Linked DNA regions of Homo sapiens: region 2 is linked to region 1. A link is a loop called in an ENCODE intact Hi-C map of the cell type or tissue named here. Cell type or tissue: B cell. All regions are shown on one strand. Links, peaks and the distances in the headings refer to the core of each region. The heading gives the core; the rest is flanking DNA. Region 1 overlaps PRKCZ (protein kinase C zeta). Region 2 overlaps MORN1 (MORN repeat containing 1).

Region 1 (11,747 bases), core at 1,598-9,597:
GCTTCTAGGTTTCTTCTTTTTATTTATTTGAGACGGAGTCTCACTCTGTCGCCCAGTGGCACAATCTCAGCTCACCGCAACCCCCGCCTCCTGGGTTCAAGTGATTCTCCTGCCTCAGACTCCTGAGTAGCTGGGATTACAGGCACGTGCCACCACGCCTGGCTAATTTTTGTATTTTTAGTACAGATGGGTTTCACCATGTTGGCCAGATGGATCTTGAACTCCTGGCCTCAAGCGATCACCCATCTCGGCCTCCCAAAGTGCTGGGATTACAGGCGTGAGCCACTGCGCCGGGCCCTGTGATTTTTTTTTAACCTCAATCCACCTGCCGTTTACTGTGATGGGAGCCAGCAGCCTGGATTCCTACCCACCTCACCCCCCATTCCTGGGCTGATAATTAACCAATCACCTCCTCAGGATTTACTGGAGGATCCCTTCCCTCCTCTGCAAGAAGTGCTCAGCCCTGGGCCAGCTCTGACCCAGCAGTTCTGTTCCACTGAGTGGGCTTCCCTGCCACCCCCGGCACCATCCTTCATGGAGGAGGCAGCCCCTCCTCACCTCCTTCTTCAGAACCTCGCTGGCTCTCTCCCTTTGGCTCCCCCACTGAACGCTTCCTTCTCAAAGTCCAAGGGCAGTGCTTTCAAGTGCACAGAAAGAGCTGGGCGGGGAGCCCAGTCCCCAGCGACGGATGCCCACTCTTTCATCCTCGCTTCACCAACAAAGAGGACGGAAAAGTCTCTCTTCTCCTGGGTGCTTGTTCCCCTTTAAGTCTTACTGATTCACACAAAACCAAGTGCTTTCCTCCTGAAATGCCCCTTTTAAGTGACAGCAGAGGTGATCTGAGTGGTCCTGCAATTAACATGAAGTGAGCACTACATGGAGCGGCTCTGAGGTCCGGACAGAGAACGTTACGAGCAGGTGGCGAGATCAGAGCCCGGGCACAATTAGGCGGGAATCGGACAGGCTGAACTGCAGGGCAGCCGCCCTCCCTGAGCAGTCAGGTTGCAGGCTTTCGGGCCACTCTCGCCTTGGCCTCTGTGTTTGTGAAACTGGCTCGTTCACACGCCCAGAAGGGCTGTACCTCCACAGCAGAGCGGGGCTGTGGTGGGTCCACCTGCCACCCTTTCCTCCAGTGTCTGCAGGAAGGAAAGGAAAAGCTTTTGCTCACTGGTGGTGGTGGGGAGGGGGAGGGTCACTTATGGTCTGCACCTGCCATCGGCAGAATGGACTTTTCTCCTCAAAGCTGCACAGTGAGAGGCCACACCCTGTGCTGCCCGGAGCCCTGGCCCATGTCACTGGGTGGGTAGGGTTCACTCTGGGCTAATCCGTCATGCAGAATGACAGAAGAGACAGATACAGAGGAGGCCATGTGGAGACGGAAACAGAGGTGAGTGGTTCCTCTGCCAGCACAGGAACAAGGCTGCCCGCAGCTACCAGTGGCTGCGGGGGAAGGAGGGCGCAGCCCTGCGGCACTGTAATGGGTCACACCAGGCGCCGACTTGACTGGGTTGAAGGATGCCTAGAGAACTGGTGAAGTATTGCATCTGGGTGTGTCTATGAGGGCGCTGCCCTGAGACTGGTATTTGAGTCAGTGGACTGGGAGGGCAAGACCCACCCTCAATGTGGGTGGGCGGTGGCGTCCAATCAGCTGCCAGTGCGGCTGGGGCAAAGCAGGCGGAAGCAGGTGGGAGAAGCAGTTTTCCTGGGTCTTCTGGCTTTCATCTTTCTCCCATGCTGGATGCTTCCTGCCACTCGTCCTACCCTGGGACATCAGATTCCAGGTTCTTGGGCCTTTAGACTCCGGGACTTATTAGTGGTTTGCCGGGGGCTCTGGAGCCTCTGGCAGAGGCTGAAGGCTGCACTGTCGGCTTCCCTGCTTCTGAGGCTTTTGGACTCGGAGTGAGCCACTGCTGGCTTCTTTCTTCCCCAGCCTGCAGCTGGCCTATCGTAAGACTTCGTCTTGTGCGCCCGAGGGCCAGTTCTCCCTAATCAACTCCCTTTCATGTACATGCATCCCATTGGTACCATCCCTCTGGAGAACCCTGACTCATAAAGACACCTTCGTTTTGGACTTCCAGCCCCAGACTGCCGGAGAGCAAGTTTCCATTGTTTAAGCTGCCAGTTAGTGGTGCTGTGTTCTGCAGCCCCAGAAGACTCACAACGTGTGTCCTCAGAAAAGGCGGCCAGGGTGGGCTGGGGTGCGGACGGGATCTCTGTGCTGCAACACTCCCTGGCACCATACTCCACAGATATTCCCAATGTGGCCACCTCCAGCCACACTCTCCTGAGTCCCAGCCTGAGCCAAACTGCCTGTTCACCCACACCCACCTGCCCTAAGCACACAGCCGCCTAGGCTCCCCATTTCCTGGTGTCCCCAACCTCGTCCTCAGGGCCTCCCAGACACTGGCTGGACTCTCCCGTGCCTGCCACATCCTCGGTGCTCCTGGCATCTCCTCTGCACTGACCTCCCAGGCAGTATGATCAGATGCCTCCTCCTCCAGGAAGTCCTCTGGGCTCTCCAGGCAATGTCCAGGTCTTCCTAGTGCTGACCTGCTCATCTCCTGGAGCCTAGTTCCCACCACACCCCTCTTCAGTCACTCAGGAGCTTGTCCTGCATCCTCACCTGTGTTAGCCCCAAGAGGAATGGGAGTCCAGACCCACTCTTGCCACATGACAGGGACCGAGCACACGCAGGGGCAGGAGGAGTGGCTCACATGAACAGAACTTCCTGATGGTCTAGAGGGCAGACCATGGGAGTAGAAGGAGGGGCAGGTGACTTGAGGCCGCTCCAGGAGACAGAGGTGCCGTACACCCAGCGGAGGTTGACACGTGAGGCCACGTGGCAGGTGAGTGTGGAATGCAAAGGTAGCCCCAGGGCCACCGCTCCTGTGAGGGGCTGTCAGGGGCTCTGTGTGGAGTCCCGCAGTGGGGACAGGCCCTGTATACTTCCACGCACCCCCAAGACACTCCCTGTGTGGGACCAACTCCAGGGCCACCAAGGCACACCCAGACACCTCCCCTTCCACTGTGAAACAGAACAATTACAAAAGCATCTGAATCACCCATTTCATAGGAACTAGAAAAGCATCATAAAGAGAAACAAGGAAAATAAGCTAAGTGTCCTCTGGAAAGGGCCCCCGTGGGTGGCCGCTGGGAAGACAGAGGCCCAAGCAGGGATGGGGCTGAAGGAGCTTCCAGGGTTCACGGAGACTCTTAGCTACTAGGCAACACTGTGTGCGGCTGAAAACACACACCCTGGCGCTACATGCGGATGGAATGCGGCCGCCCCACTCTGGATGCAGGCAGGCTGGGGCCTCAGGCCAGTGAGCCCTGAGCCCTGATAAGAGTCACACAGCCAGGCAGACACAGACAGCATTCACTGGGCAGCCACCACGCAGGGAAAGGCCCGGAGGGCACTTCCCGCCTCAGACAGCCCTAGTCAAAGCCTCATCCTGCACCAGAGAAAGCATTTCTGTAACCTTGCCCTCGGGCGCCAAAAAGAGCCCAGCCTGGGCTCAGCGGGACGTGCCTCCCCTCCTCTCTCTTTGCTTTTAAAAGTAACAAAAGGCCCCTTGAGGGACTAGTCCCAAGGGGGCCACTCACCCTGTTAAAGCGCTTGGCTTGGAAGAGGTGGCCGTTGGCACGGTACAGCTTCCTCCATCTTCTGGCTCCCCGGCGGTAGATAGATTCTGGAAAGGATATGAGAAAGGTGTAAAGAAACAGCGTGGCAGCCACGAGCCCACGCAGGGTGCAGCTGCGACAGGCCACTCCCGTCCAGGTGGTGGCGGCCGCAGCGTCCTCCCAGGCAGGGAAGGCAGGGCTGGAATGACGGCCTCCCGGAGGCCTCTCTCTGCCCCTCCTCACATGATCCTCATGGTGTCACGGCCTCGGCGGCTGGAGACAGAGGCCCAGGTGTGGATGGAGCCAGGTGTCCTCGCAGGGCGGACAGGATCCACCACGGGACGGCCGCTTGCTGACAGTGGAGCCGTGAAGTCACCCCAGGCCAACGCAGGCCGGGTCCGTCTGTCCCCTGCCTGTTTTCCTTTCCACCCCCCTCCTCCCCAGGCAGCCCTGTGAAAAACAGGCCTTTTTTTCCGCACAGGGATAGTTCAAACGGGCCTCAATATTTACACATGACTGTCAGAGGAGGAAGAGTGGACGCCACAGTGGAGCCTGGGCCAGGCTAAGGTGCAGAGCGCCACTGACTTCACTTCAACAACTCGCCAGACGCAAGCGGCGCGAGGCCCCGGGCTCTCCAGTCGAGTTTCCTTTAACCTAATAAATCTCAGGGCAGGAGAGCCAAACCGACCGTGCACCCGTTTCCATTCGCAAGTTACCAAAAACATCATCTTTATAACATGCATTTGACAGTCCAGCCCATGCGGACTGTGCCTCTTATGAGAAAGGCGGCACCAAGCCTGTAACCAGACGGCTGGTCTTGTCCTTCCTCAACACCGTGTCCCACTTTGCTCCTCCAAAACTCTTTGAAACGGATGTGTGTGTAAACAGAATCTTCAGAAACGGAACGTACAATGGGAAGCTTTGTGCTTTTATAAAATTCCATCATAAAAGCGACTTTCATGAACCAAATGAAAGTGCCACAAATATACTGAAGTGGAAATTGTAACGGAATGTTTTTAAAACAAGCAAATGACTAGCCCTGACTGGAAACTGCTGAAATCAGGCCACACGGATGGTAAAACCTGCTCCTCTTCCTTTAAATGGAAGATTCAGAGCGAAACCAAGAAGTCAGGGGTCCTCCAGGAGCGCAGGTCAAAGAGGCCTCACGGCAGCGGGCGGCTCAGCCCACCCAGCCCTCCCAGGATGCGGCTTGGGGTTTGACAGAGGCCTGGTGACACCAAAGGCCCCTCCGGCCACAGACGCGACTCCCAGCAAGCCCGAGGCCAGGCTGGGGTCGTGCAGCCTGTGCCCCCTCCACACTCCACCCACCTGGGCGCCAGGCCTGGGCTCCACAAGAGGCGCAGACCCCCAGGGGCGGCCACACTTTCGGCCCCTGTGCCCCTCAGCCCTGAGGGGGTCGGGTGACCCCTCATGTGGCTCTACCCACGAAGACAGGGCGCATCCTGCCCTAACCAGCCTACGGCAGGTCCTGGCTCCAGGAGTCCGTAGGCCTGACTTGTCCCCTCGGGGGATGCTCTGCCTGCCCAACAACCCTCTCTGAAGAGAGAAAGAAAGAGAAGGGTGTGAAGCGGCGGAGACGGAGGTACTGTGGGCCACAGAGAAAGTGGCGCACAGCTGAGGGGCCGAGTCGAGGGACAGACGCGCAGCCGGGGGCGGAACCGAGGGACGGACGCACAGCCGGGGGCGGAGCCGAGGGATGAGCGCACAGCCGGGGGCGGAGTCAAAAATGGACGCACAGTGCGGGGCGGAGCCAAGGGACGGATGCACAGCTGGGGGGGGTGGAACCAAGGGGCGGGCGCACAGCTGGGGAGGGGGGTGGAACCAAGGGGCGGGCGCACAGCTGGGGGTAGAGCTGAGGGAAGGACGCACAGCTTGGGGACTGAGCTGAGGAACGGACGCGCAGCTGGGGGTGGAGCTGAGGGCCAGACGCACAGCCGAGGGGGCGGAGCCGAGGGAACCGACGAGCAACTGGGGGCGGAGCCGAGGGACGAACGTGCAGCTGCGGGCGGAGCCGCAGGGCGGTCACACAGCTGTGGGGCGGAGCCGAGGGACGGCCGCGCAGCTGGGGGGCGGAGCTGAGGGACTGACGCACAGCTGGGGGTCGAAGCTGGCTGGAGCGGGGACACACAGGACCCACCCCCAGTGCGCCTGGGAAACCCTGAAAATGCGCCAACTGGACATCCTTCGAGTTCAATCAGTAAAGAGAATGACGTCCTAGCAGACGCCAGGGCTCATCAGGGAGCCTCCAGCAGGGTGAACAAACTCTCCCACAGGACACAGCACACAGCCCGGCGTCCCCAGTCCCCGCCGGGACGAACTGAAGTGTCCCCTAAATTCACGTGGGGAGCCCTAACCCCCAATGTGGCTGTATTTGGAGATGGGGTCCCCACGCCTCCAGAACTTGAGAAAAGACGTTTCTGTCGTGTGTAAGTCACCCTGTCTGTGGGGTTCTGTCACAGCGGTCCAGGCGGGGGCTGACCCCGCTTCCCACCATACACACACTAGGCCCCTCAGAGACTAAGGGTGGAAACGTGGACAGCAAAGCGGCAAAACATTTTAGAAGGAATTACAGAAGATTTTAGTCACCGTGAGTCACCTGCACACATGAGAGACAAAGGGCCCGTGGCTAGGGATGCTGGACTGAAAAATCCATGAGGAAAAAGCAGTCAAAATAGGAACAGAAGCCCAGAGCAGGCGTCTCGCCCGAGAGAGACACAAGCATCTCAGCCCCGAGAACCATCGAAGCAACCCGCAAGGCCGCCCAGGCGTCTCCTACACTGCGGGGTCGGCACAAATCAATCCCCCGCAGCCCCAAACACCTTCGAGGCCCAGGAGTGCCCCGGAGAAATGGCTTATTCTCTGGGAGAGCCTCGCAGCTCAGAAACGAGGACCATTTGCTCCCCCTAGGGCCCGGCAGCCCCACTGCTGCTCCGTCAAAGCTCAGAAACGCTCGCTCCTGGGCTCGGGAGCATTCAAGATGTCTGATGACCTCAAGGTCTGTGGACAAGAGAATGCATAAATAAACCGATGTGTGGGCGTCCAACGGAAGACAGAGCCAGTGCGAAGCCCACCTCAGCCATGTGCAGTGGCCCAGAGGTGTCTTAGAAACACCAAAAATCAAACCCTAGGGTGACAGAAACATGGTGCCATTGCTATAGAACCAAACAAGTAAGTCAAAAAACAAACAAACAAACCCAATACTAGGCACGGTGGCTCCCGCCTGTAATCCCAGCACTTTGGGAGGCCGAGGCGGGCAGATCACAAGGTCAGGAGATCGAGACCATCCTGGCTAACACGGTGAAACCCCGTCTCTACTAAAAATACAAAAAATTAGTCGGGTGTGGTGGTGGGCGCCTGTAGTCCCAACTACTTGGGAGGCTGAGGCAGGAGAATGGCGTGAACCCGGGAGGTGGAGCTTGCAGTGAGCCGCGATCGCGCCACTGCACTCCAGCCTGGGCGACAGAGCGAGACTCTCTCAAAAACAAAAACAACATCTTGTTTTAGAATACACAGTCATGTGACAAAAATGTTCCAGTAAGCAAATAACCAATCCAATTTCAGGCCGCAGCAGTAACCAATCCAACTTCAGGCTAGCAGCGGCGGGGGACAGCCTGCAGTTGGGTGGGGCTTAAGTCCTGCCCCTGGCTGGCTGCCGGGGGCAGTGTCCATCGATTACCACGCTTTATATTGCCGAGTCCTGCGCTCCTAGCATGTGTCAAATGGTATGTTGAATAACAATGGAACTAAATGACCTGGCAGCACAGGGACAGAGAGGATAATTTCAAGCATTTCCCTCAGACCTGCCTCCTTCAAATATCCCATCTCACTTTTTAAACTTTAAGGGTTGGTTTTGAACTTTTATTAGGGAAGGGAGTTGCCCCAACCTGTGTTGCCCAGGCTGGTCTCCAACGCCTGACCTCAGGCGATATGCCCACTTCGGCCTCCCAAAGTGCTGAGATTACAGGTGTGAGCCACTGTGCCCGGCCTTCAAATCAGATTTTTAAAAAGGAACAAAGAGCTCTGAGCCTGCAAAGAAACTCCCAGGTGAGAAACCACTGGCATCCCTGCCTGCTCACGGGTGCCGCCTGGAGCTTGGCTTGAGGCAGGACACATGTGGCACCCGGCAGTCAGCTCCAGGCGCCACGGGGACAAATTTGCAAATACCAAAGGAAAATGAGTGAGAGGCGGGGATTCAAGTGACCCAAAGACCACAGAGGCGAGGCCACGCCCCACCCCACTGCAGTCCAGCTGGAAGGTCCGAGCCCATGATGGTGGCCCTCTTCTGGGAAGGCCAAGTGTGCTGGCACTGCTTGCGGGAGGGTCGAACTGTGTCAGGCGGGAGTACTGCTGTGTGTGGAGACCGAGTGTGTCAGGCGGGAGTACTGCTGTGTGGAGACTGAGTGTGGCTTAAGGGGATATGCGTGGATGCCAAGTGCCAAGGAAGGGCCTGCAATGGTTCACTGTATGTGTCCACGCGGCTGGGCCATGGTGCCCAGACGGCTGGTCAAATGTTATCCTGGATGTTTCCATGAGGGTGAGTATGGATGAGATAAACATTTAAATCAGCTGACTTTGGGGGAAGCAGACTGCCCACCACAATGCAGGTGGGCCTCACCCAAGCAGAAAAAGGCCTCCACAGAGCAAAGGCTGAGCTCCCTAAGCAGCAGTGCTGCGGCTGTGGCTCCTCCTAGGTCTCCAGCCTGCTGGGCCCCCTGTAGATTTTGGGCTTCATAAGTCTCTATGAACAAGCCAGTTCCTTACAATAGATCTTTCTATACACACACCCTATTGGTTTGGTCTCTCTGGAAAACCCTGGCACAGGGTCTCCGAGGTGGGAGTTTTGGGCAGGCATCATGTTTCCCATTTTCCTCGCCCTCCCAGCCCCCCATGCGGAGTCCCACGGGAAGGCACGCCAGGAGCCCCTGGCCCTGGGGACCCTGGTTGGGCAGGACACCCAATACCCCCAGCATCTGGGTCTTGCCTCAGTGAAATGGGGGAAGCCCCATGGGGTCCATGCCAGTCCCCAGCTGGAAAGCAGGGACCAGGTGAGTTATAAGGGATAACGGACAGCAGGGCAGCCTGTACTTAACAAATACACCTTTTGGCCAGGCGTGGCGGCTCATGCTTGTAACCCCACTACCTCGGTAGGTCGAGGCAGGTGGATCACTTGAGCCCAGGAATTTGAATCCAGCCTAGGCAATATGGTGAGACCCCGTCTCTATAAAAAAAATATAAAAAATGAGCCGAGTGTGGTGGCGTGCACCTATAGTCCCAGCTACTCGGGAGGCTGAGGTGGGAGGATCACCTGAGCCTGGCAGGTGGAGGCTGCACTGAGCAGAGATCACACCACTGTATTCCAGCCTGGGCAACAAAGCCAGACCCTGTCTCAAAAACAAAACAAAACAAACAAACAAAAAAACCCATCCTTTTTATTTGGGGGTAATTTCAGATTCACAGGGAAACTGCAAAGGCTGTGGAGAACCTGGTAACCAGAAGCCTCCCTGTGGCCAAGGCCCTGCCTGGTCCCTACTCGCCTATGGAGGCTGAGAGGAAGCCTGGTGCTAGAACCTCAACTCCAGCTGTAGGCAGGGCCGCCCTCAACTGTCTTTTTTAATAGACTATTTTTAAGAACAGCTTTAAATTGGAGAGTTCCCAGAGACCCCCCCTGCCTGGCTCCCCACAGCTCTCATCTTCCACCCGCCTGCTACACTGTTACAATTAATGAGACAGGATCCATGGCTACCTTAAGCGATATTCAGACCTTTCCTTGGTTTTCACCCACTGTCTGCGTCCGCCCCAGGGTCCTGTCCTGGAGCCCACGTGTCACCATCCTGCCTCTTCCAGGAGCCCACGTGTCACCGTCTTGCCTCTCGGGCCCTGCTGCACCGTGACTTTCTCAGACTTTCTGACCGTGCTTTCTGACCGTGACAGTTCTGAGTGCAGGCTGGGTGTCTGCAGGACGCCCCTCCGTTAGGACTGGCCTGATATTTTTCTCAAGGTGAGACTGCACTTAGGGCCTCCTTAGCTTCTGAATCAAAGGAGCACCTGCCTTGAAAAATCCACATTCCCACCTTTTCGGGGGATTCTGCAACTGCCAAAACAAACGGAAGCAACCACAAAAACCCCCCAAACCTTCGAACTTCAGGCAATTGACTAGAAGGTTCCCTCAGTGTAAGGGGCCTGGACACGCGGGCCGGCAGCCACTCTGCCTTTCTGGGCCCGCAGGCAGGGATGTTGGGGGGACCTGGCGGTCCCCACCCCTCAAAAGTCACAGTCGAATTTTCAGTGTTTGGGTTTCTGCTTGGAAAGCGATGGGCCTATTTCTGACCTAAGCGACAGACAGCGCTGTGAAAAGGAGAAGGGAGCCCTTCTGGGGAGTGTGCTCTGGAAACGGCCCCTGGCCCCCAGATACTACCGGCGAGGAGGCTGTGGGCCTGGCACCGCGAGTCCCCCGGCTACCTCTGTGGAACAGGGTCTCAAAGTCAAGCCCAGGTTAGCAGGAGGTCCTTCCGGGGGTACGTGTGGACACAGCCTGGGGTCTCCTGCAGTGGACAGCGCACAGTGGACGGTGCAGCCACACGGGTCAGGCTTTGGAGTCAGAGCTGGCTCGATGTCACGTGCCCATTGGGGACCCATCCTGCCACCTCCCTGGGTGCCAGGCTCTGCTGAAGCAAGCAGGGAACAAAATTGTGGGGATCACAGGGGCCGCTCCTCCTCTTTCAGCCTTAACTCCGACAACCTCAAGGAGCTCTGTGCGTGTCTTTGAGATTCTATAATTAGGACGGCCACAGGAATTCTAAGGAGCTCAGTTTCCATGGCAATCTCGCGCCTTGAGCACTCTGACAAGACGTAGAAAACACGTTTTAAAACACTAAACTCGGAGCAGCAGGCTGGGACAGGCGACAGCCCTTGGGTGCGGTGGCGGTGAGGGAGGGGCCGAGTCCCTGGCAGCAGGTCAGGGGGCACTTGAGGCCTCTCCTGTTCACTGGACATGGCCCCGCTACACAGGGTGACCAGCACAGCCCAAAGCAGTGCCACAGGACGGCCCTGCGGGGCCCGGATGGGTGCAAGGCAGTGGTCAAGCCACATGCAGATAGCCAGGTGCCTTCTATGGTGGCCCAGGTCAGTGACCAGGAGGACAAGGAGACAGTGAGGTGCCCTTGGGCCCAGAGGTCCCCAGAAGCCAGGGTGCAGCTGTCACTGAGGGTGCAGGTAAAATGGGTGCTGCCACCTCTAGACTCCGGAGCTTCTTCCCTGGGCAGCGATTTCCACTAGATTCTGAGCTCCAGGAGCCTGGGGCCACCTGGCTTCCTCTCCAGGCTTCCCCAGCACCCAGTTAGCTGCCAGCATGTCCTAGGCAAATAGAGACACAAGAACAGCAATGACCGCAAATTCGTGTCCAGAGCTAAGGTGTCCCAGGGCTGCCCGTGGCCCAGACACTGGAGTTTGGGGTTTGGGGTGGGACTCCCCACCTCACCTGACTCAGCCTGGTTGGCCATTGGTCCACAAACTGACCTGCACCCTCTATAGTGGGCACTGGGCCACCCTGGCCAGGGGCTGCCAGGGACAATGGAGAACACGAACGCAGAGTCCTAAAAAGCCACCGGGAGCCGCGGGAGACGCCGTTCGCCTATTTGCCTGGTGTGGAGCCCCTGAGCCTCGGCTACACCTGCACCAGAGCTCCCACTGCATTTCAGGCCAGAACGCTCCCAGCAGAGCTGTCTGAACAGAAGTCCTTCATTCCTTCTGCGCTGGATAGTGCCAGCCATGCAGGCACCGTTCCAGAGGCTGAGGGCAGTGGGAGGCGGGACGTGGGGCGGGACGGGCCCAGCCAGGACCAGAGGGTGAGAAGGCACAGGGAGGGGCGTCTGAGGATCTGGGGTGGCCGTGGGGCAGGGGCGGCGGTGGGGGGGGCAGTGGAGGTGCAGCCCCTCCATCTGAGGGACCTGCCCGGATCGCAAGCCTGCAACTCAAACTTCCCGTTTCTAACCACAGATCTATTTCCCAGCTGAACATGTGATTGAAAACATGCTATGCTTTTAAAGGTGACTGAAGAATAACACTAAAGTCACAGAAGACGACTTGGAAAAGGTTTTGGGCACCAC
Region 2 (11,747 bases), core at 1,230-9,229, 250 kb before region 1:
GCAGTTTACGAACCCCCATCCTCTTTTGAGTTTCTCCTCGTTCAGGTCAAGCCCTGCCCTCCTCACTGTGAACTTGAAGTTTCTTGTGAAAACAAACGACAGGCCCAAACTGCACCCATCCTCACCCCAGCAGCACGCAGAGCCTGTGCAGCCTCAGATGGCAGTCCGCAGGGCCCCTCAACCGCACCTTTCAGAACTGGACCCCAGGGCCATTTTTGCTGCCCTGTCAGCTCACCGACCTGTCCCAAAGCACATCTGCCCTTCCCGTTCAGAGCCTCACCGAGCCGTGCTGAGGCCTCTGTGTAGCCAGGTCTGGAGGGTCTGTCATGTTCCTGGGGGGCCCTGAGCCCCATGCCTCCTAGACTTGCTACTTTGCTCCTGCCCGCCCTCCAAGGAGCGGAGGGCAGATCCCTTCTCAGATGCAGGAGGAGGCACAAAGCCAAGTCTGTCTCTCGGTCCCTTCTCCAGGACACGGGTTTCTGGTGGACCGGGATGGACAAGTGTACCAGGGCTCCTTCCATGACAACAAGAGGCACGGCCCTGGGCAGATGCTCTTTCAGTGAGTATGAGTCTTGTGGGTACTGCCTGGCGCATGACAGATACACAGGGCAGGTGTGAGGCCATGTGGCCTGGGGGTGTAGACAGGACTGCCATGGGACACCCCGGGCCTGTTCCGGCCCCTGCTGTCTACCCGCCACCCCCCCAGTGCCAAGTTGTTGAACCACATTCTGTGGTTTCGGTGTTATTCTGTAATTTTCCCCTTGTTTATTGAAATTGACCAATTGTGTGTTTAGATAAAACATCCCCCCCCCCCCCGATTAAAATACCTCCTGAGAACGTCAGGCTGGCGGCAAAGTGGCACCACAGGAGCGTCTCCAGGTCTAAATGAGGATGGGGGTGCTCTCCGGCCAGCAGAGCCTCCCGCCTCCGCCTCCCAAGTGCTAGGCATCTTCAGCCCGTGTGGAAATTCCCACGGCGGAGTCTCAGCCTCACTGGCTGTGGAGACTGCAGCCCCCTCCCGTTGCCTCTCCTGGGTCATTTCCCATTTTGAGTAGCGGAAGCTGAGTGCGTCCCGAGCAGGCCTACCATCTAGGGTGGGGGTGGGCGGACGTGTCCCCACCGCCTGTCGTCGGCCCCCAGCTGGCCCTGGCGAGGCAGGAGCTCTTGGGGCCATCTGCTCGGGCCTATTTTTGCCTCGGTCCCGCAGTGCCTGCGGAGCCCGGTGGGAGGAGCCGGTCTGAGTCACTGCCACCACCCGGCTCCCCCTGTTGAGAGTGGACTCCGTGCGTGTGTCCCCCAGGAACGGTGACAAGTACGACGGCGACTGGGTCCGGGACCGGCGTCAGGGACACGGGGTGCTGCGCTGCGCCGACGGCTCCACCTACAAGGTACCCGGGGGCGCGCGGCACCTGCTGCCCAGAGGGTACAGGCCTCGTGGTGGGCAGGGCGCGTGGGGTGTATGGGGAGCCTCACCCTGGCAGCTTCTCCATGTGCCAGGCCCTGCGATTCCCTGATCCCGTGTGGGAAGATAAGTTTCTCTCTCCCCTCACAGTTCCCTGTTGGGAAAAGAGAAAAACAGGAGTGTATTCATATGTGTGCCTTGTGTATACTCAGGAGGTACGCGGAGAGGCAGGGAAGCTCACAGGCGGCTCTCACTTTTGACTTAAATCCCATCTTCAGCCAAACCAAAGGAAGAAGGGTGCTGGGGGCCAGTCACGGGGATAAGACTGGTGGCGCAGCTGAGGCGGGGCCTTCTCCACCGATGGGAGCCTCTGCGCCTCGGCGATCTGGGGCCTTTCTCTTCCTGGTACGGAGAGGAGATGCCCTTACCGTGGAACTTCCTTTACGGATGCAAATTTTTTCTTACAAAAGGGAGCTTCTCCTGTGTCTGCAGTTTCTCAAAATAATCTGCTCAAAATAGTGCTGATGCCAAAGAGGCAGATTTGGGGGTGGTACATTCTGGTCTGTGACAGGCCCTACAAGGCAGGGACTAGGATTGTTCTCGGGCGAATGGGGCAGCGGCCCCGTGAGTGCAGAGAGCAAATTTCAGGATGTTTGGAGGAGAGGACACCAGACTTGTTGACAGGTTGGATGTGCGGGCAAAGGCAAGAGAAGAGTCAAGGTTGGTGCCTGAGCTTTCGGTCTGAGCATTGGATGGACAGTGGGGCCTGGTTCAGGACACAGTCAGGAGGCAGAAGCAACACCGATCACTCCAATGGGGAAAAATGTAATGAAAAAATCACTAACAAGGACGACTCAGGAGACAGAAACCACACCCATCACTCCAATGGGAAAAACGTAATGAAAGAGTCACCAACAAGGACGAGGCAGCTAGCTACCAAAAAGGGCAGGAGAAGGAAGAGCAACGTCTCAGTGTCAGGAGGGGGCCCGGAGACAGACCCTCTGCGGTGGAGTCTGGGAGTGGTGTGGTTGCTGCTTGGGCTGGGCTGCAGGCCTGAGCTCCTGGCTGGTGGGAAGGGGAGGCTGCTGGTCCACAGTGTGGGGGTGCTTCACGGTTAACCAAGCCATCCCCCATGCTGGGCGTGAGGCACTAGCGGAATTGAGAGCCTCAGAAACCCAGGTGCTGCTGTGTGAGGCTGTCGCAGCCACGAAGATGACCATGACTGCAAGGGCTGTGAGGGGCCCCCTGAGCGTCCAGCAGCACTAACAGATAGGAACCACGCGTGCAGGTCTCTAAACGCAGCGCAGGTCACAGCCTGAGAATCAGGACTGCTGTGGCCGTGGAGAGGAGTCCCTCGTTCCTTAGAGCCTCGGGGCTGCTTTGATGAGAAACGCAACATTTAATTGTGTGGGTCGCAGAATTACAATGTCAGTTGAATTCCCTTCCTTGCCAAGATTCTCCTATGAAAGTTGGAGCAGTGGTTGGAGAGAATGGTCCCTGGAACTAGGAGGAACCCAGCACCCTCCTGAGACTCAGACCTCCACAGAGAGGGTGTGGCTGCCAGCCCAGGTGGTAGAGAGGTTTTCTAGGGTGCCAGGGGCCAAAGCTACTTCTCAGGAAACTCCCCCTGAGGTGCAGGAGACGCTTGCCAGAGACCAGACTCTGGGGTGTTCCACAGGCCACTGGCCCTGGCCATAGGAGTTAAAGTAGAAACACTACCTCCCACAGTCCCGCCTTGTTCTCTGTTGACAAAGCCTGGCATTGCACTTGTTGGCAAAGGAGAAACGTTGACAGGGTCCAGTTCCCGTCAGGCAAAAGTGGGCAAGGAAGGGGGGTGCTGGGAACTGAGAGGTGATGGGTTGGCAGTTGGCATGGGGCCACATGGGGATGGAGGAGTTGGGGGTGGGGATGGGAGACTCATCCTGGCTGGCACAGCTGCCCGCAGCAGGGCCTCAGAGGTGGTCAGATGTGGGGCCCCTGGAGGGGTGGTCAGGCGGGAGGTGCAGTGTGGCTCCCCTCCGCATGCATGTCCACCCTCCCTGCTCTTGAAACAGCATCCTGCTTGGGTAAAAGTGCCACCCATACCCACTCCGGGGTCTGCCAGCCCTGCTCAGGGCAGTTGACCATTGGCAGTGTCCTTGCTGGACCACGGGAGCCCATGTCAGCGTCGTTGCTGCCCCTGCTGGCCTGGGCTGGTGCTGCGGGTTCTCACCTGAGCCATATGCAGGAGATGCTGTAGCCTCTTCTCCCCTGGGGACTTGTGTCCATCCTACAGGACCAGACTTCACCACGTGCTGGGGCAGCCACTGCTCCCTTGTCTTCACTGTCCAGAGTGGCAGTGGGAGAGTGCGCCTAAGGGAGTCCCTGGGCAGAATTCTCTTCTGCCCGCCCCTTCCCACCCGAGCACACCCGGGCCCCCACCCCACTGCCACCATGACGATTCCCTCGCCTTGCAGGGCTAGGGCAAAGCTGGGGCCGGCGCTGGTGCACAGCTCTGGAGCTTGGGCTCGGGTGTGTGGTTTCACTTCCTGGGTGCCAGGCGCTGCTGTCAGCCTTTCGGTGCATTGGCTCATGATCCCCACCAGTCCGAGCAGGGCATAGGTGAGGAAGCTGAGGTGCTAGGATGGCAGGCTCCCTCACCAGGGCAACACAGCCCTGGGGGCCCCCAGCCACTCACCCAATCCTCATGTTCCCTGAGATTCAGGAGGACCTGGTCAGGGCCTGTCTCATGGCCCAGGGACACAGAGGTGCCGCCTGCTGCCAGACAGGGCCATCCCCTCCGGCCTGGGCCGGGCGAGAAGCAGCTCCTGTTCTTCCAGAGGACCATGGACAGCTTTGTCCTCCCCACCCCCACTCCCAGCCTAGCCCTGTCCCCAGAGGCTGTTCTGTCCCACAGGTCCCCTGGCTACTACCCAGGCGCCAACTCGGGTCCACACTGCTTGCTGGTCACCAGCGCCCTGGGCCAAGAGAGAGGACCAGGCAAGGGACGGCGCCCTCCCTCCTGGGCTGACAGCACCAGGGTGCTCAGCGCATCCACCAGGGGGCAGCCCAGCCCTGTCCCGGCACCACACTGGCCCGGGCCTTGCTGGAGGGAGGCAGCTCCTCCCCGGGAGCCCAGAGCTTATTCCCAAGCCATGAGTTTGGACGGGGGAGGATGGCCTGGGATGGCCACTGGGCCCAAGGGCTGGCTGGGTACTCCTGAGAGCCGGGCCCCCAAGCGGCCCCCCAGGCCTTTCTGCTTGGGATGGTTTCTCCCCTTGGTGGTAAAACCTTGAATTCTGCAGAGGGTTTTGCAGAGGATTTCTGCGAGAGTCTTGGTGCCAAACCCTTCGCGTGACCTACATTCCCTGGGGTTATAACATGACCTCCCCACTCCTCTGCCGTCCAGGCCCAGAGGACTGGGAGACCTGGGCAGGCCCTGGGACCGCCTGCCAACCGAGGCCCGCACACCCTCCCCAGGCAGGCCCGTGGCTTGAGCTCCCTGGGGACACTGCTGTGTGCTGGTGCTTGCTGCCCCACGGGGTGCTCTGGGCAGTGTCACTGGTGGCAGCAGTCCCCTGGCCTCGTCCACGCTGCTGACACCTGCAGGCACGGGCAGACCATGGCCAGTGAGCTGCCTGCTCCTCCAGCGCCTTCTCCAGGCATTCCTCCTGCCCAGACCGATGTAGACGCTGAGAAGGGCGCCCGAGGCCAAAAGGACAGGCTGGGCTCCCATCCCCTCAGGTCAGGACTGGGCCGGGGCCGCCTCCCACGCAGCACAGCCGTGGCTGCCAGACCACGCTTCAGAGGCAGGAGGTTTTCACATGGCTGTTTGTGCAAGAAGACATTACCAGGTCTGTCCCTTGGACTCTGGATAATGAGGAGAAGCGAGGCTCTCTTGGCTCAGCTGCTCAGTTCTCTGCTCTGCATCTTAGCGCTGGGCCCTCCGGTCACAGTGCCTCTCCTCCACCTTCAACCTGGAGAGAAAACGGCATCGACCCGGAGAGGCAGCAGCCGCCAGAGACGGGGGTCAGGCCGCACATCCCGAGAGCTGTCCAGAGTGAGGGGACAGCCGTTGCTTGTGGTGTCATTAGTCAAATATTTAGCCCGCTTTAAAAAACATTTTGTCGACCAGGCACAGTGGCTCACACCTGTACTCTCAGCACTTTGGGAGGCCGAGGTGGGAGGACTGCTTGAGCCCAGGAGTTCAAGACCAGCCTGGGCAACACAGGGAGACCCTGTCTCTACAAAAGAAGTTTTAAACAATACAAAATTAGCTAAGCATGGTGGTACACACCTGTGGCCCCAGCTCCTCAGGAGGCTGAGGAGGGAGGATCGCTTGAACCTGGGAGGCAGAGGTTGTAGTGAGCTGAGATCACGCCCACTGCACTCCAGCCTGGGTGACAGAGCAAGACCCTGTCTCAAAAAAATAAAAAACCAAAACACTAACCATTTTGTCATGGTAAAATCCATGTAACGTAAAACTTAGCATCTTAACTACTTTTTGTTTTGAAGAGGCGAGGTCTCACTGTGTTGCCCAGGCTAATCTCCAATTCCTGGGCCCCAAGTGCTTCTGCCTTGGCCCCCAAAGGGCTGGGATTTCAGGCGTGAGCCGCTGCGCTGGGCCGTGACCACTTTTAAGCGTGCAGTGGCGTGGCAGGAGGCACGGGCACATTTCGTGTAGCCACAACCACATCCACCTCCAGAACTTTGTCAGCTTCCCACCCGAACCTCTGTCCCCATCCAGCACGAACTCCCCACGCTCCAACCCCTGGCAGCCACTGTTCCACTGTGTGTTTGTAGACTCTGCTGATCTCAGGGCCTCCTGTGAGTGGTGTCCTTTCGTGCCAGGCTTGTTTCACCCGGCGCGGTGTCCCCAGAAGCCTCCATGCTGGAGCCTGTGCCAGCTCCTCCTTCCTTGCTAAGGCTGAGCCGGGCCCGCACCCCCCACCACCACCACCCCGTGTGGACAGACACGCTTCTCTGCCCATCTGTGGGTGGACTCTGGGGAGGCTTCCCCTCCTGGGTCCTGTGGGTGATGCTGCTGTGAATACGGCTGCACAGAGAACTCTTCAAGGCCCTGTGGGCCACAGCCCCAGAGGTGAGACTGCTGCATCGGATGGTGATTCTGTTTTTAATTTTTGAGGAACCGCCATGCTGTTCTCCACAGCGGCCTCACCCTTTTACCTTCCTGCCCACAGTGCACACAGTTCCAGTTCCTCCCCAGCCTCACCAACACTGGTTATTTTCTGTTATTTTTGTAAAAGGTTACCCTAATGAGTTTAGCCCTCTTAACAATAACCACAATTGAGATGCAAGCCCACCCACTGTCAGCCGTGGCCACCACTGCGCACCCGGTCTCCCCCTCTTTGACGCTTCTTGGCAGCTGTAGTCTCCCCCAGTCCTGGCCACCAGCTGCCCCCACCCGTGAGCACCTGCCCCTCACCATGTTTGGTGCTGCCAGGCTTTGTGGAGTGCCTTTGTGCACAGGAGTTTGGCCTTTTGACTTCTTCCCTGGGAGCTTAAACCATCGATCAGGGCCACGAGGTAGGCGCTGGGACCTTCTTGGACACTGAGTTGCCTCTTAGAACTGCCCTGCCCCTCCAGCCACACCCCAACCAGCGCCGGCTGTTCGTTTATTTTTAGAGATCATTTTATGTTCTGAAAAGACTAGAAAGTGGTAAGTCCTTTCTTCTCTCTCTCCTGGCCTTCACCTCTGCCCACCTCGGATCATGCCCTTGGCACCTCCTACATCAGCTCTGATCCACCCATCTATAGTAGGAGAAACTCAAGGAGACATCGGCTGCTACCCAGGCACCATGAGCTCAGGGTTGGTGAGGCCCCTCCGGGAGACCTGTTCTCCCTCTCGACAGCAGGTGTGTTTTCTGCAAACCGTGTCTCCTGCCTTGCAGCCAGTATTCCTTAATGCAAAGCTCTATGAAGAACCTTTTTTTAAAAATGCATTCTAGAAAAAAATGCATTCCTGAAAATAAACGTGTTACAGCTTCTTCTGACGGAAAATAAGAACAGCGGATCCCAAAGCAGAGAAGGCTCCTCTTCCACAGGGACAGGAGCCACGCGGCTCAGGCCGGTCCCGGAAGCCACAGAGGTCCTGGGCCACGAGCACCCCCACCAGCCTGTGACGCCTCAGCCATCTCCGTCCCCCACACTCCTAGTTTACAGCTTACTGCTCGACCTCCCAGGACCCGAGGGCTTGGGCAGGCCCCACACGTCCTCCAGAACATCCTCGGTGGGAGACGGAGCAGACAGAGTAGAGGCCACACGTGTGTGTGCACATCAGAGTGTCTCCTACCCATGTTGGCAGCAGCGCGGCCCTCCGGGCATCCCTGGCTGTATCAGCTGCGCCGTGAGTGTTGGCTGTCTCACACGCCAGCTTTCCCGGAGTTGCCGCTGGGTGCCGAGCACCTGCTCACTGCACGGAGCAGGTGGCTCCTTCTGGGCGGCTTTGCCTGCCGCAGTCCCCGAGCCTCCTCTCCTCAGCTGGGCGTGTGTGGGAATGCCCAACCGGGGGCCTCCACGGGGCCTATAGCCTCCACGTTTGGGCCTACTGCCCTTGGACCCAGGGGTCACAGTCCAGGAAGCCTGGGCCAGTGGGGGACTCCTGGGGTGCATGTAACACTGAGAATCATGTAGATAATTTGGGGTGTTTGAGCACGCATGGCCTGTGGGGAGTCTGGCCGGCTTGCCTCATGTGGACCCCCCACCACCCTGGGGCAGAGGAGGGGGCCGGCTGTTGGGGCCGTCATGGAAGCACTAGGGTTACACTAGGGCAGGCCCCATGTCCCCTCTGGAACTCCTCACAGTTCACACCTTGAAGCCCAGGCACTTGCGATGGGACCAGCGAGGTCAAATGCAGGACCCCTGGTCCTCACTGTTACCATGAAGTGATGCAAATGGCCGGTCTTCAGAAACCAGAGCTAGCCCCACCCGTGCCACCAAGGCACACCAGCCCCTGAGCAGTCGCAGGGCCCAGGCAGAAGGGTCCGGCAGGCTCCTCACTCATGACGTGGCCTGAGGGGGCTGGGCAGCTGGTCCTCGGAGCCCCCACCTGGTGCACCAGGCCGTGAACCTCAGCAAAGGCCCCGTCTCTTGATGCCCAAGGTTTGGCAATGGTTGGGGGTTACTTTCTCCAGACCACAGCACCCTCGAGGCCAACACTGGGGAAAGCTGGAGCCCCTGCTCTTCACCCCCACCTCCCAGGGCTGTTGAACCCCAAGGAGCACCAGACCCAGGACCCCCCCAGGAGGGCCAGAGGCAGGAAGTGCCTGATGGTGCCAGGGGAGGGTGGATGCCTGACTAGGGCCTGAAAACAGAGGGCATAGCTTCCAATAAAGCATGGAAAGAAAACAGCATGAATGGACCAGAAGTGCTTCCCATTGGGAGAAAGAAGAGCACTCACAACCTCTTCTGCCCCAGGCTGCTTGGAGTGGGCCAGCGCCAGAGCAGTCCCTGCACCAGCCGAGCCGTCCGAGCTTGTCGACTATCAGGGAAGGTGTGAGCCTTCGGCTGAGTGGTGCTGGGAGCTGGGGAGAGCCGAGCACTGCCCGGGGCCTCCTGAGTGCTCTGCCACCCGGCTGGGCAGGGAAGGGAGGGCCCCTCACAGAGGACACCCTTGTGGTCCTGGGGTCGCCTTTGTGACCGAGGGGGACGTATGTGTGTCACCATCATCCTGCACGACTGCTTCCTGACTTTGGAACCGCTGTTTGCCTCTGTGTTTTGGGTGTGGACCTGGACCCCAGTGGCCCTTCCCCAAAGGTCGTGTGACCACCACCACCTTCCCGTGTCCCGTACCGCACACCTGTGCTCACCTGGGTGCCAGGCAGTGGCCCAGCAGGGAGGAGGAGGGTGAGCAGGTGGCAAAATGCCCATTCCTCGGTCCCAGCCTGTGTGTGGCTGAGGCCCCGCACGTAACTCTCCACGCTGGGCATCGGCCTGGACTGTGCCTGGGTGCTCCCTGAGGCCCGGGTGGGAGGCAGCTGCTCCAGGACTCTCAGTGTCCCAGTCTGTGCCGTCAGCAGGAGGATCAGGAGCCTCCCCTGCACCCTATTTAATAAGCTCTTGCTCGTTCCTGCTTGGGGTACATGAAACAGAAACAGCCGAATTGTCAAAGGTGTGATTGATAACGTGAATTAGACAAGACCGGGCTATTGGATCAGTTGAATTGATCACTCAAATGTGCTTGGACTGACCAAGTGCTGCATGAAAGCTTGCCTGGCTCAGCCCTCCCACCCGGACACCAGCGGTGGGTACCGAGGATGCCAAGCCCTGACCTGATTGCTGCGCACCCAGGGAGGGGGATGCCAGGCAGGCTCGTGCCACATACGTGAGCCGCAGCCCCAGACCAACCATGGGAGGAGCCACTCACCCCAAAGGCGGGCTCTGCACCTCTGCATTTCTCATGACTCGAGTGTGTCTGGCTTCCCCTGCCCAGCCACAGCCTCACTGGGTACTCACCCTGGACGCCATATTGCAGCTGGTGTCAGCCCTGCCCCGCAGCTCCACCTCCCTCCTCCTGAAAGCCCGGGGCACCTTCCAGAGGCCGAGCAGGTGGAAGGGGGCAGAGACCAGACATCGCCATTCTCATCACTGACGGTGACGGGGGCCCCGGACGCCCTGAAGAGCCCTCAGCTGTGCGCTGACTCGCGCCTCTCCCCGTCCAGCGTGAATGAGATGAGAGACAGTGAGGACAATGGTCCCAGGAAGGGACCCTCAAGAGATGCCAATCAAATGCGTTGGACTCTCACCCAGTTTGGTGGGAACGTCTGGAGTCATAGGACAGAGAGCTGAGGGGGCAAGGCTGAGGGGAGGTGCTCTGTGGATGCAAGGGTGCCCACGGCCTCCAACAGGGCATGGCATGGCCTCCAGGCATGCCGTGCAGCAGCAGTCAGGGCAGCCCATGGACTCTGCGCCAGTCCTTGGTAGCTGAAGCCCAGAACCACTCTCACCTGACCCCACATGTGGTCAGCTCTGGGGCCCCCATCCACTGTAGTTGCCAGTGTGGATGGTGCTTGCCCAGAGCCCAGGGTGGCACGGTGAACCGGACTCTGATCTTCAGGGCAACTGTCTAGGCCGATGGGGTGACGTCAGTGGTGCGCTCAGCTTGGAACACTGCAGGAATGCAGCCGGGTGGGTGCTGGCTGGGATCTTGGGGTCTGGGAGCTGGAGGAACAAGAGCCTCAGGAGCAAGGGCCCTGTCCAGACAGCAGCCGGGCCTCTGCCCACCTGGCACCCCGAGCTGGCTGCCCAGCCTCTCCTGAAGCTGAGAGCTGCCTTTTTGCTGCCTCCGGGCACCCACGCGGGCTGCCAGTTGTCTCGGATCGGAGCCCCCTGCCTGGAGGCGTGAGCCGTGCTCCCAGCCAGCAGCTGTGAGTTGCCCCCACCCTGCCCCAGCCCTTCATGTACTGTGGCTCTCCCTGGCCTTTGGGGCAATCCAGTCGCCTTCAGGACTGTCTGCAGAGGCCCTGTCTCCCTGCAGCCAGAGAGAGCTCCAGCGCCATCCACTTGTCCCTGATCTGCCACACTCCTCAGCCCTGGCCCTCGGCCCTCGCTGTCTCTTCCCACACATCCCAGGGCCCAGGATCCGTGGAGAAGCCCCAGAAGGCACACGCTGCGCCCTGCAGACCTGCCACCGCTGCCTCGGGGTTCCCCTGGGAAAGGCACCCAGGGAGGGCCGGGCAGGGAAGCAGGAGCCCACTTGGCTCCTGCCAGAGAGTGAACAGAAGCAAAACGTGCCTTTGGTTAATTTTTCTTCTAATAGAAGTAATTCAGAGTCAAATGAAATACCATTTAAATTTTCCATGAAAATAATCACCCTGCTATTTCACATGATTTTCCCAGGCTTTGTTGTATGACTTGGAAACCAGGCTTGTTATGAAGGAGGCAGAGTTGGGGTGTACAGCGAACAGGCATTTCTCCCAAGCTCACGGGCACATTTTTTCAAACTGTGTTTTTTAATTGGCCTCTTCATGTATAAATGAACAGTGTAACGGACAAGCAGGGCACCTTAATCCCAACGCCACAGTCGGCCAGTTTGCGGGTTCAGGCCTCCTTTATGATACATGCCACAAACACAATATCTTTGTATTAAAAGGATTTTTTTTTTTTGCTGAAATGTGCCCCTTCGAGGTTTTGTTTGCATTTTATATACTGTGCCGTTGTTCCCATACCTCCTGGCATCGTTAAAATTCCAAAGGGAGTATATTTTGCAAAGCAAATTGGATTGCATTCTAATGAAACAGTTTCTCACCACCGAGGGACAGGCTGCAAGGACCCTCGAGACGATGTGGTTTTCTAGCAGCCTTTGGTCCTGGGGCCCTGCTGTAGCACCAGGAAGCTGCAGTGCCAT

What was found. Peaks named below come from ENCODE experiments on the same cell type or tissue, not always from the same donor. Only the 100,000 strongest peaks of a DNase experiment are listed, where the experiment ranks them.
Region 2: it touches region 1 in a loop (7-fold over the local background); 20 of 110 quality-filtered maps call a loop at or near these places.

The regions. Positions count from the first base shown.
Region 1 is chr1:2,127,204-2,138,950 of GRCh38, reverse strand. PRKCZ (protein kinase C zeta) reads right to left here. Exons shown (of 18, transcript NM_002744.6): 5 at 3,604-3,689. Among named protein-coding and RNA genes, the nearest start is that of PRKCZ-AS1, 51 kb to the left of the region's middle. RefSeq lists enhancers at 1,089-2,037, 4,888-5,837, 6,788-7,737, 7,738-8,687 and a silencer at 5,334-5,963. In B cell, for the core only: a CTCF peak has its summit at 6,353; DNase peaks (open chromatin) are centred at 5,590 and 6,518; H3K4me3 peaks cover 1,366 bases; H3K27ac peaks cover 1,531 bases.
Region 2 is chr1:2,374,619-2,386,365 of GRCh38, reverse strand. MORN1 (MORN repeat containing 1) reads left to right here. Exons shown (of 14, transcript NM_024848.3): 5 at 469-559; 6 at 1,301-1,388. Among named protein-coding and RNA genes, the nearest start is that of MORN1, 11 kb to the left of the region's middle. RefSeq lists a silencer at 10,937-11,131. In B cell, for the core only: CTCF peaks have their summits at 3,499 and 4,439 (motif pointing right); DNase peaks (open chromatin) are centred at 3,565, 4,445 and 4,955; H3K27ac peaks cover 1,209 bases.